Linked DNA regions of Homo sapiens: region 1 is linked to region 2. Evidence: read pairs that join two places in POLR2A ChIA-PET (ENCODE). Cell type or tissue: endothelial cell of umbilical vein. All regions are shown on one strand. Each heading gives the region's core, and the rest is flanking DNA. Links, peaks and the distances in the headings are about the cores only. Region 1 overlaps GABPB1 (GA binding protein transcription factor subunit beta 1). Region 2 overlaps GABPB1 (GA binding protein transcription factor subunit beta 1).

The links. ChIA-PET counts read pairs that join two places held together with the same protein. Peaks named below come from ENCODE experiments on the same cell type or tissue, not always from the same donor. Only the 100,000 strongest peaks of a DNase experiment are listed, where the experiment ranks them.
Region 1: POLR2A ChIA-PET joins it to region 2 with 7 read pairs; 7 of 35 experiments call an interaction of 5 or more read pairs at or near these places.

The regions. Positions count from the first base shown.
Region 1 is chr15:50,275,877-50,280,842 of GRCh38, forward strand. It overlaps GABPB1 (GA binding protein transcription factor subunit beta 1), which reads right to left. Exons shown (of 9, transcript NM_016654.5): 9 at 1-2,908. The coding sequence ends at 2,756. Among named protein-coding and RNA genes, the nearest start is that of HDC, 13 kb to the left of the region's middle. In endothelial cell of umbilical vein, for the core only: no CTCF peak of the experiment used is centred there; no DNase peak of the experiment used is centred there.
Region 2 is chr15:50,341,585-50,348,045 of GRCh38, forward strand. The region is part of intron 1 of GABPB1 (GA binding protein transcription factor subunit beta 1); the gene reads right to left. It also overlaps the pseudogene RNU6-94P. Among named protein-coding and RNA genes, the nearest start is that of GABPB1-AS1, 9.4 kb to the right of the region's middle. In endothelial cell of umbilical vein, for the core only: no CTCF peak of the experiment used is centred there; a DNase peak (open chromatin) is centred at 4,857.

The DNA.
Region 1 (4,966 bases), core at 2,124-4,623, 67 kb before region 2:
ATCACAGATTCAGTCTAGAATTTATAATTCTAGAGGTCCAGGGACTATACAGAGGGAAGTGTTAAATCTGAATAAAGTAATTGGGCAGTCAAGATGCCTAACGAACTCAGTGTCTGGATAGTACGTAACAAGAACGATTCTAGGTGCACAGGAAAGAAAATAATTCATTACACCATAACACTAAATGGCTTGTCTTGCAGAACCCTGGTTGAGAAAGGTTGCTCCAGGTGTTTGTTCACACATATGTGGAAACAATTAACCAGTGATGTGGCAACCAGATGACTGCTAACTACAAATCCATCACTATGTAGTGGAAACAATTATGTGGATTTCTGAAAACTTTTATTTCATATACTTTTATTTTTGTCAGTTCTTTAAATCCTCTGTTCAGAGCACTATTGAGAATGACTAGAATGCAAAGCTTTTACAGCCCACCTGAAAACAGCATGAAATAAGTGAAGGGAAGAAGACACCCATTTTAAGTTTTAATTACAAATTCTTGTCTAAGTAGTGATTTTACAGAACAGTAAATCAGATGTAAATGATTGAGAAATTATGTTATGTAACAATGACTCTGAAAAAGGTGAGCTTCCTCCACAGATACCTGAGTACCTGATGCTATCATAGACTTACTCCTTTTAAGCACCAATTATTTTCTCCCATCTATGCCAGCTGTTGTTATTAGGAATCAAAATTATTTCTTGCACCAGGTAAAGTCTCCAGCAGGAGAGGAGACTGGAAGTCAAAGACGACATTAAGTTAGCTTTCACAAACTTGTTCCCAACACTGTCTTGAGTCTTTTCAGGGCCAGCCTGGTCTGAAAGCAAAACTCTACAGTGATTGCCCTCTGGGGTGAAGACACTGGCCCTTCTCTGCTCCAGCACCACATGTCAGGGTACCTGGCTGTGGTACCAGCACCCTGCCTAACATGACAAATTAATGTACCGAAGTAACCAGAAACAACATTCTCTATTGACTTTTCAGGACTGCAGAAAAAGTCACTTCATGCTATTGAAAATATGGCCTGGCATTTTTAAAAACTAGTTTTTGGATCACTTAAAATATGTCAAATTTAGTGGAAAATTGAAAAAGATCTTTTTCCTCTTCCTTACAGAGTTCTTCAATTTGCCCTAAACTCTTTTTTAAGTGCTTCCAATAGTAACCATCAGGCTGACAGACCATAGACCCCTTTATTACATTAACAAATATACTGGTAATTCCAGTGAAAGAGTTAACAAATTCTCAAGAGTTACCTCAGGAATTTTAAAGTCATGTTGTGGAGAGTATAAAATATTTTCATATGGTGGCTCAAATATGCAGTAGGATAACATTTTTAATGTGTTAATAAGATGTGATAAAAACATAAGTCTACAATGAACATATGTGAAAAAGATATTTAATTGCAAAATAGAAAAGTAGGCCAGAGTACAGTTTTAAGGGTAATTGCTTTTTTATACAGTATAGATAACCTAGAGGGATTTCAGGGTTAAACAGTTCATAAAGCAATAAAACACTGAAAAATAAAGCAAGAAAAAGGGGTTTGAAGTAATATTTTACCAAAAAAAAAAAAGAAAAAGTGAACAGTCTGCCAGTGTTTAATGTCCATACATTGTGGAATTCAACAATATTGTGATGAGAGCAAGTCATAGCACAGACACTGAGCTTTCAAAAGGAAAAGTAGAAGTTACATTAGACATGTCTATTGCATCACTGTAATACAAAAAGTTCCTGTTCTACATACAAAAGCAATTTTTTTCCGTAAGAATCATTTCCTGGGGAGAAATAAGTCCATAAAATATTTCAGAAACCCATATGCATTGGGTTTTCCAAAAACATTATCTTAAAATCAGTGCCTTAAAGTGCTTTCATGTGGAAATCATGATGGAAGGCACAGAATACAGTTTCACGTCCCCACTCTTAAATTTTCAAAAAAGCACAGATTTTGCAGAATTGGCAAATTCAAGTTATCTTGTAGGCTGCTCCTTCCGAGAACACTGTCATTCCAATAAAACCAGCTGCCAGCTTACTTCGTTTCAATGACCTACAGAGTAAAGGGGTTTTGTTTTTGTTTTTTTCTGGTCACTTTCATCATTTCTGTGGGAGAAATACCTATGTAAGTGATGCATTTTGAAATTATAAAACATGCAGAATATGTACAAACAGAAATTTTTAAAAATATTTGCTTCATATACATGTAAATCTACTTGGGTATAGCTGAAATTGAACAAATATAAAAATTTTGCTTTCTAAAAAATGTTTTCAGAGAATCTGACACAACTTAAAGCTGTACAAAGATTTCCTGGGAGAAATCTTCTCTTCATACAGAGGTTTATACCTACAGGAGTAATTCCAGCATCAGTCCACCATAATTATTACACAACATTTGGCCTAACCAACAACGATCACCCTTAAAACTGTTCCGTTTCTGAGAAATTAAGGTTTGTACTAAAATCAAAAAGAATTCACAAAAACAGTGGCTTATTCTGGTTTTGGATCTCTTCAACAATCTTTATCAACTCATTTGGAACTGTAAAAAAAAAAAAACTATTTACAGAATTCAGTTTTAAATACATTTCACAACTTCTAAAGTAAAGTTTTATGTTACAAGAACTCAGAGCTCATGGCTTAAGTCCAATTATCCATCTGTAGTCTCTTCTATCATTCTGTATTCCCATGGCTGTACCTTTGTTGTGTACAGTTCAAGATTGTATTCTTTCTTGACCAAAAGTAAAATCAAACTACATGTTCATTTCAATTAAACAGCTTCTTTATTAGTCTGAAGACGAGTCATAGCTTCCAACTTCTGTCTGTAGGCCTCTGCTTCCTGTTCTTTCTTTAGGAGCTGCTGTCGATATTTTTGTGCTTCTCGATTTGCTTCATCCAGCTGTTTCTGAAGAGCTTCTCTCTCCTAATTAAAAGAAGAGGGTTTTTTTTTTAATTTTTGCAAAAATACATTATTAATACATATAAGCATGCATCCTTCAAATTAAAAAAAAAAACCGTAGTAGCTAAAAGCAGCCACCTATTGAAATTTCCTAGACATCTTGCCTTTTCAATCAATTCACTAACATTTAAGTCCCTAATTTTGTGCTCCACATTATGAGATATGGATTAATTTCTGACTGCAAGGAAATTATTTTCCTATTTAGAAATAAGACTAACAGAAAGACTCCAAACTGGGCACCTGTACTTTTATATGTACTACAAAAACTAGTGAAGAGTTTTTAAGAGGGAAATATACAACCATACCTCTTTATATTTCCATTTGTGGTGCTCTTACCAAAAGGTAATAATTATAAAACAATTTTACTGAGCACCCACTATATGAGTAAACAGGGTGATTTCCAACAATAAGCATCTAAGACAGATATTATGCACAAGTTAAAGATGAGAAAAATGATGCTCAGGGATGATGTAGCTCTCCCAAGGTCACATAGTAAGAAGTTGGATTTATAGGGTTCTAACATTACTGCTTTTAAAACTATTTTCATTTACAATAGCAAGCAAGATAATTCACCTTTAAAATGAAGAGTGCTGATCAAGATCAGTATTTCCTAAATTATACTATTTCATAAACCAATAAAATACTAAATTATCAATGATTAAATTATATAGGTATAAAATATATGCATTAAATTCCTCAACAAATTGAGAGCTGAAACACAAATCCAATCCAATGAAAACGGTATTGTTTCTCCTCTTCCTCCTCACTCTGCCCCATTCAGTTATTGCAGGAAAAACAAGGAGAAACATTTCAACGAACCCATTCCCACACCTCTAAGTGAGCACAAGGACAAAAGCTCAACCTCCACAGACCAAAGCTCAAGGGTAGTTTCCAGGTCTTAGGAATGAGGCAACCTCATCACAGATGCCCAGGACCTCTGAGTGGGGTGAAGGCCAGGGGTCGGACTATCACAAGAATGATAGGTCCACAGTGGACAAGACACTTGGCCAGAGAGAACTAAAGGTAAGTGGTTGGCCGACCACTGGGGAGGCACAGTATGAGATTCTCTTTCTATATATCCTATTATGTATATCCTCTGCCTCCTTGACTCCTGCCCATTGTGAACACCAAAGGATTCCTCACCTTCTCTATTCATATGGTTGGTCCACAAGCAGGAGCATGTATAATCCTCCTGCCTTTCTGTGATTCCACTTCCTTCCCCACAATGGGAATGAAGCTAGATCCAACATTTCTTTTTCTCATGGGCCCACCAGATGTGGGAGTGATTCATTTGGAGACAAAAGATCTCCAAATCTTCCAATTACACAAAATGTACAAGTAGAAGAAAGGAATGTCCCTTACTCCCAGTTTAAGCAATGCCCAGGCCCTATCCTGCTGCCTCCCAACACTTCTTCTCCCCTCCTCTTATCCTAAATCCAGCCAAGATAGGAACAAGTCAGAAAAGACAACCTAGGATGAGTCCAAGGTAAGCAATCAATGCCAGTACCCTGGCTACAAACTGTGCAGGACTTTAAGGACACCAATGGAAGGGGTGAGGGGTGGAAGGTTGGATGTTACTTCCCAGGAGCTAGACCACAGCTCTGGCAGGAGTGTCCACAGCCATGCACGTGTTTTAAAATTTTACGTGTGGCTGGGCACAGTGACTCACACCTTAATGCCAGCACTTTGAGAGGCCAAGGCAGGCAGATCACTTAAGCCCAGGAATTTGAGACAAGCCTGGGCAACATGGCAAAACCCCTACAAAAAATACAAAACTTAGATGGGCATGGTGGTATGCGCCTGTAGTCCCAGCTACTTGGGAAGCTGAGGCAGGAGGATCACTTGAGCCCAGGAGGTTGAGGCTGCAGTGAGCAACTCCACCGCACTCCAGCCTGGGTGACAGAGCAAGACCTTGTCTCAAAAGAAAAAAAAAAGAAAAAAGAGAAAACAAACAAAAACTTACATTATGTGAAAAATAAGAGCAATCCTTTGGTAGCCAAAGTTTTGAATATGGGTATAAAT
Region 2 (6,461 bases), core at 3,824-6,323:
ATAAACATAAGTCCCAGCATGAGCCTGAAATATGAATCTATTTCCTCAGTAGGTCTCAGTTCTCAAATGCATCTTATGGAATGAACTTCTCATTGCAATGGATAAGTTAACGTTTTATAAGATTTTATTTTGTACAACATAGCCCACAAATGTAAACCGTCTTCCTCTAGGGCACAATTGAGGAAACAGTGATATATTTCATCACTAGAGGAAAAACTGACTGTTTTGGAATTATTGAGAGATGGTACCTTACTTCCCAAATGGCAACTTCCTACAAGTTAATTCTGACTATACAGTATTTTCCCCTAATATGCATAATCATTAAATAAGTGGTAACTCCAACGCGTCTCAGACCTTTAAGGATATGACCTGTGCCTCACTGCAGCCTCATCACTCACCACTTACCCCTTGGATTTATATTTTAATACAGGGTTATTTACAATACCCTCATGTGCTATTCTGTCTCATGATTCTACTCCTTTATATGTTATCCAGCCTAAGACGTCTTCCCCTCCCGAACTTACCTAAGTAGTCCTATTCTCCCTCCAAACGCAGTTCAGACATTACCTCCTCCGATAAGTTTCCCTTGACCTCAGCAAAATGAATTAATCACTTCTTTATTCTCTCATTGTGGCCTTAACACACTTCCATTATTAGATAGATTCCATCACATTACAAATGATTTATTTATAAGCTTTCCTCTCCCATAAGCCTTAGGAATTCAGACAAGGATTGATCTCTTTTTTTTTTTTAACCCTTATAGGAGTAAAGGCTAATGGTTTATCTTATTCTTATGTGTATTTTAGTATCTAGCAGCTTCTAATATACCACTCAACAGATGTTTGCTAAATTAAACAAGTCCTTTCTATTCAGCATTATTATAAACACTGTAAACCTACACACAAAAATTAAAGGCAAGATCTTTAACCAAAAATATTTCACAAACTGAAAAAATTTGTAGATTATAACAAAAGTAGTTTGTAGTTCAGTGTTTTGTTTAAGTGGGTATAGACACCATAGATCAGTGCTCTTCAAACTGTTGGTCATGACCTATTAACAGACTGTGAAATCACTTTAGTAGGTTAAAGCCAATGTTTTTGAAAATATCAGCATATATCAAATGTAGTTATCACACATGCACATAGTAACATATATAGATAATTACCATGTAAGATATATTTTTTATTGGGAGTCAGAATAAACAATCATCTGAGAGCTACTTCTATAGTTGTTAGATAGGTTTCAAGGTTTATATTAACAAGTTGTAGTAGTCAAAGAAGGCCTCTTCAATGAAGGACTTAACATTTGTTTTTGTTTGTTTGTTTGTTTGTTTTGAGATGGAGTCTCGCTCTGTCGCCCAGGCTGGAGTGCAGTGGCACGATCTTGGCTCACTGCAAGTCCGCCTCCCGGGTTCACGCCATTCTCCTGCCTCAGCGTCCCGAGTAGCTGGGACTACAGGCGCCCACCACCACACCCGGCTAATTTTTTGTATTTTTAGTAGAGACGGGGTTTCACCATGTTAGCCAGGATGGTCTCGATCTCCTGACTTCGTGATCCACCCGCCTCGGCCTCCCAAAGTGCTGGGATTACAGGCGTGAGCCACCGTGCCCCGCAGGACTTAACATTTGAAGCATAATCTGTCTCCCCATCATCTCTTCTCAGCTCATCTATCAATCTCCCCATCATCTCTTCTCAGCTCATCTATCAATCTCCCCATCATCTCTTCTCAGCTCATCTATCATTCTCCCCCTTAGTCACTGTGCTCTAGCCACAAAAGTCAGCAATTCTTTGAACAAGGCAAATGTGTTCGCACTTTAGGGTCTAGCACAAGTTGGTTCTGCTGTCTAGAACTCTTCACTTAGATACTGTATGGCTTGCTCCTGCACTCTAGGACACCCAGGGAGCAGCTTTCCCAGACCACCTAAGATAGCTACCACATCCCACCAATCTATCCCCTCACCTCTTTTTTTTTTAGATGGAGTCTCGCTCTGTCACCAGGCTGGAGGTGCAGTGGTGCCATCTCGGCTCACTGCAGCCTCCACCTCCCAGGTTCAAGCGATTCTCCTGCCTCAGCCTCCCGAGTGGCTGGGACTACAGGCACACACCACCACGCCTAGCTAGTTTTTGTATTTTTAGTAGAGATGAGGTTTCACCATGTCGGCCAGGATGGTCTTGATCTCCTGACCTCATGATCTGCCCGCCTCGGCCTCCCAAAGTGCTGGGATTACAGGCATGAGCCACCACACCTGGCCAATCAAATGTAGTTACCACACATGCACATAGTAACATATATAATTACCATGTAAGATATATTTTTTATTGGAAGTCAGAATAAACAATCATCTTTTATTACCTACTTTTATTCCTTTTCATTTTACTCATTACCACCTAACATCACGTATTTGTTTACTATGTGTCCCTCCCCACAAACGTCAGCTCCAAGAAAACGGGACTTTGTCTTCTCTTTTGTTCATTACTATAACATCAGAGATTAGAACAGTGCCAGCCGCAGGGCAAACATCCCTGAGTAGGCTCTGACAGGCAAGGAAAGGAAGAATGCATGGAGTTGTGCTTAAGCAAGGTATATTACAGAGTAAACACCAGCTTGATAATGTTAAACAGTAAGGAATAAGGCTGAAGAAGAATATAAAAAGGTTTGAAAGTCAGAAAGTAGAATTTGGACTTTATCTTGTAAACAACTGGGAGTCATTCAAATTTTTGAGCAAATGGTGACCCTTTCAAACATTTATTCAGCAAGGTTCAATTCACTTTGTTTGACAGAATAGACAGTGCAAAGGTCAATAGCACATGTTCTCTCCTCAGGCTTATATGTTTAGCAATGGGTTCAAAATATTTTCAGGAAAATCATTCTGGCAGCCATATGCAAAAAGGATGCAAGGAAGGAAAATCTAAAGTTTAAAGGAAGCAAATAATAGGCAATGCAGAATTCCAAGACAAACTGGGAGCCAATAAAGAGTAAAAAACTGTGCTCACGCCTGTAACGCCTGCACTTTGGGAGGCCGAGGAGGGCGGCACCTGAGGTTGGGAGTTTGAGACCAGCCTGACCAACATGGAGAAATCCCATCTCTACTAAAAATACAAAATTAGCCAGGCATGGTGGTGCACGCCTGAAATCCCAGCTACTCAGGAGGCTGAGGCAGGACAATCGCTTGAACCTAGGAGGCAGAGGTTGCAGTGAGCCAAGATTGCGCCATTGCACTCCAGCTTGGGCAACAAGAATGAAACTCCGTCTCAAAAAAACAAAAAATAATAAATAAATAAAGCAAAAGTATGCATCGCAGACTACTTCAAAATTTAAGTATGATAAAATTAAAAGAAATGGTGAAAGCAGGTGAGAGGCTGAATAATAATAAATCTAAAAGTGATGGAAATTCCTTGAGCGTTCCAACAGAAATATCCAGTAAACTACTGGAGCATCAAACATGGATGGGACACACATTTGGGAGTCATCAGCATATAAAACATCTAAGAGGGGAATAATCAAGTACTGATGAGACTAACAGTGCTAAGAGGCTCATGAAACAACAAAGAAAACAGAATAGTCAGAAGGGAAAACCAGGATGGCAAACTAACACAAACGGCAAGGAGAGAACATTAAAAAGCCTCAGTGGAAATAGTAACACATATATACTAGCTGAAAAGAGTCAGGATGAAGCCAATATTATTGACAAAAAAGATGTCCTCTGAAGCGACAATCTGAATTATGCTATTCCAAAACTGCGTAAGTTAGGAAAGTAGTAGTAAAAGAACTCAGGAGTTGACTAGCCTGGCCAACACAGTGAGACCTTGTCTCTACCAGGAAAATACAAAAATTAGCCAGGCATGGTGACACATGCGTGTAGTCCCAGCTACTCGGGAAACTGAGGTAGGAGGATCACCTGAGCCTGGGGAGGTCAAGGCTGCAGTGAGCTGCAATTGTACTCCAGCCTGGGCAACACAGTGAGACCCTGTCTTCGAAAAAAAAGTAAAAACTCACGGCAGCAATTGTAATTCAATTCTTAAAATTTTTGAAATGAAGAGAAATGCAGCAGATAGCTAGAAAGAACAGTAGCAGCAGTTCATCAAAATTGATTTTTTTTCCTCCCAAAGTACAGATGTCTGTACATTTTTTTTTGTTTTTTTTTTAGATGGAGTCTCGCTCTGTCGCCTAGTCTGGAGTGCAGTGGTGCGATCTCGGCTCACTGCAAGCTCCGCCTCCCGGGTACACGCCATTCTCCTGCCTCAGCCTCCCGAGTAGCTGGAACTACAGGCGCTCGCCACCACGCCCAGCTAATTTTTTTTATTTTTAGTAGAGACGGGGTTTCACTGTGTTAGCCAGGATCGTCTCGATCTCCTGACCTCGTGATCCACCCGCCCTGGCCTCCCAAAGTGCTGGGTTTACAGGCATGAGCCACCACGCCCGGTGAGAAGTCTGTACATATTTTAAGGTAGGGAAGAAAAAACATTGCAAATAACAATCAAAGTGACCAGAGAGGTAAAGTTAACTGTGGCAGCAGGATTCTTCTTCCGTTCAATTTACAAAATAAGATGAAAGAACAGTGATTTGTCATGGTTACAATGAAAAAAAAATGTGCAAGCTTGTACCCTGTTTTCCTTTTTCACTTATATAGAAGTAAATGGCATCTATTAAGAGTTAAAGAGGAAGAAGGAATATGAGACAACAGAAAAATGCAATTAATAAGATGATTGCCAAGAAGTAGGAGGGGCCTATTTGGAATTGTTCAGCGTAAATTTATAGTGGCCAAGAAATCTTCATAATTACTCACCTTCCTCCACAAATATGCTGTGACCTGTGAGGGAAAACAGAAGAAATCGATGGTGGAAAAATCTGACAACAGGAGTCCAGTAAAATATAAAATAAGTGATTGATGTCAAAGTGCAGACTGTATCTAGTGCATACAGGAGTTAAGCTAAACGTCTCAGACTGTTTGGGTTGCTGTAACAAAATACCATAAACTGGGTAGCTTACAAACAACAGAAAGTTTTTTTTTTTTTTTTTTTGTAGAGATGGGAGTCTCACTATGGTGCCAAGGCTGGTAGTGAACCACCTCACCCAGCCCAGGAGGCTGAGAAGTCCAAAATAAGGCACTGGCAGATTCAGTATCTGGTAAGGGCCAGCTTCTAGACATCTGTCTTTTTGCTGTAACCTCATGTGGAAGAAAGAGCTAACAAGCTGTCTGGAGTCTTTTTTTTTTTTTTTGAGACAGAGTCTCACTCTGTCGCCCAGGCTGGAGTGCAGTGGCGCCATCTCGGCTCACTGCAACCTCCGCCCCCCCCAGGTTCAAGCGATTCTCCTGCCTCCACCTCCTGAGTAGCTGGGATTACAGGCACCTGCCACTGTGCCCGGCTAATTTTTGTATTTTTAGTAGAGATGGGGTTTCACCATCTTGGCCAAACTGGTCTTGTACTCCTGACCTCCTGATCCACCCACCTCAGCCTCCCAAAGTGCTGGGATTACAAGCATGACCCACTGCACCCGGTCTGGAGTCTCTTTTTTAAGAGCACTAATCCCACTCCTGAGGGCTCTACCCACCTGAGCTAATCACCTCCCAAAGGCCCCATCTCCTAATGCCATCATCTTGGAGGTTAAGATTTCAACATGAATTATGGGGAGACACAAGCTTTTAGACCATAGCACTTAGGGCAAGAAACTGAGGGTCACTATGAATGGAACAAGTAAAGGAACACAGGAAGAATAATCACATTGGCAAAGATCACAGAGTTCACACAAGTCATTTAGGGCACAAAGGAAATTTTTTAGATCATTCACTTACACACCATACAAATTTTTTTTATTTTTTATTATTAAAAATAATAATAAATATGGAACACATCATAAATTTATGTGTCATCCTTGTGCAGGGACCATGAAAATCTTCTCTGCATCGTTCCAATTTTAGTATATGTGCTGCTGAAGCAAGCACTATACTACTAATTATTTTTTCCTCTGTTTGGATACATGGGAAGTGCTGTGGAAATAAAGGATTCCAGGAGTCAGAAGGGGCTATACATCCAAAACCGTTATCATAATGAGAAGAATTGACCTAATTCCAAAGTTCAGTACTGTAATTTTACAACCACCTCAGTCTCTACATGCACAGAATGGGTGCATTAAAGACAGGTATCACAGTGTCATCTACCCACCTCCTTTAAAGAATCACTACTATAGGCTGGGCGCAGTGGCTTATACCTGTAATCTCAGCACTTTGGGAGGCCAAGGTGGGCAGATCACTTGAAGTCAGAAGTTGGAGACCAGCCTAGCCAACATGGCTAAACCCCGTCTCTACTAAAAATACAAAAATTAGCTGGGCATGGTGGCGGGCACCTGTAACTGCAGCTACTTGGGAGAATCACTTGAACCCGGGAGGCAGAGGTTACAGTGAGCCTAGATCACACCACTGCACTCCAGCCTGGGTGACAGAGTGAAACTCCATCTGGAA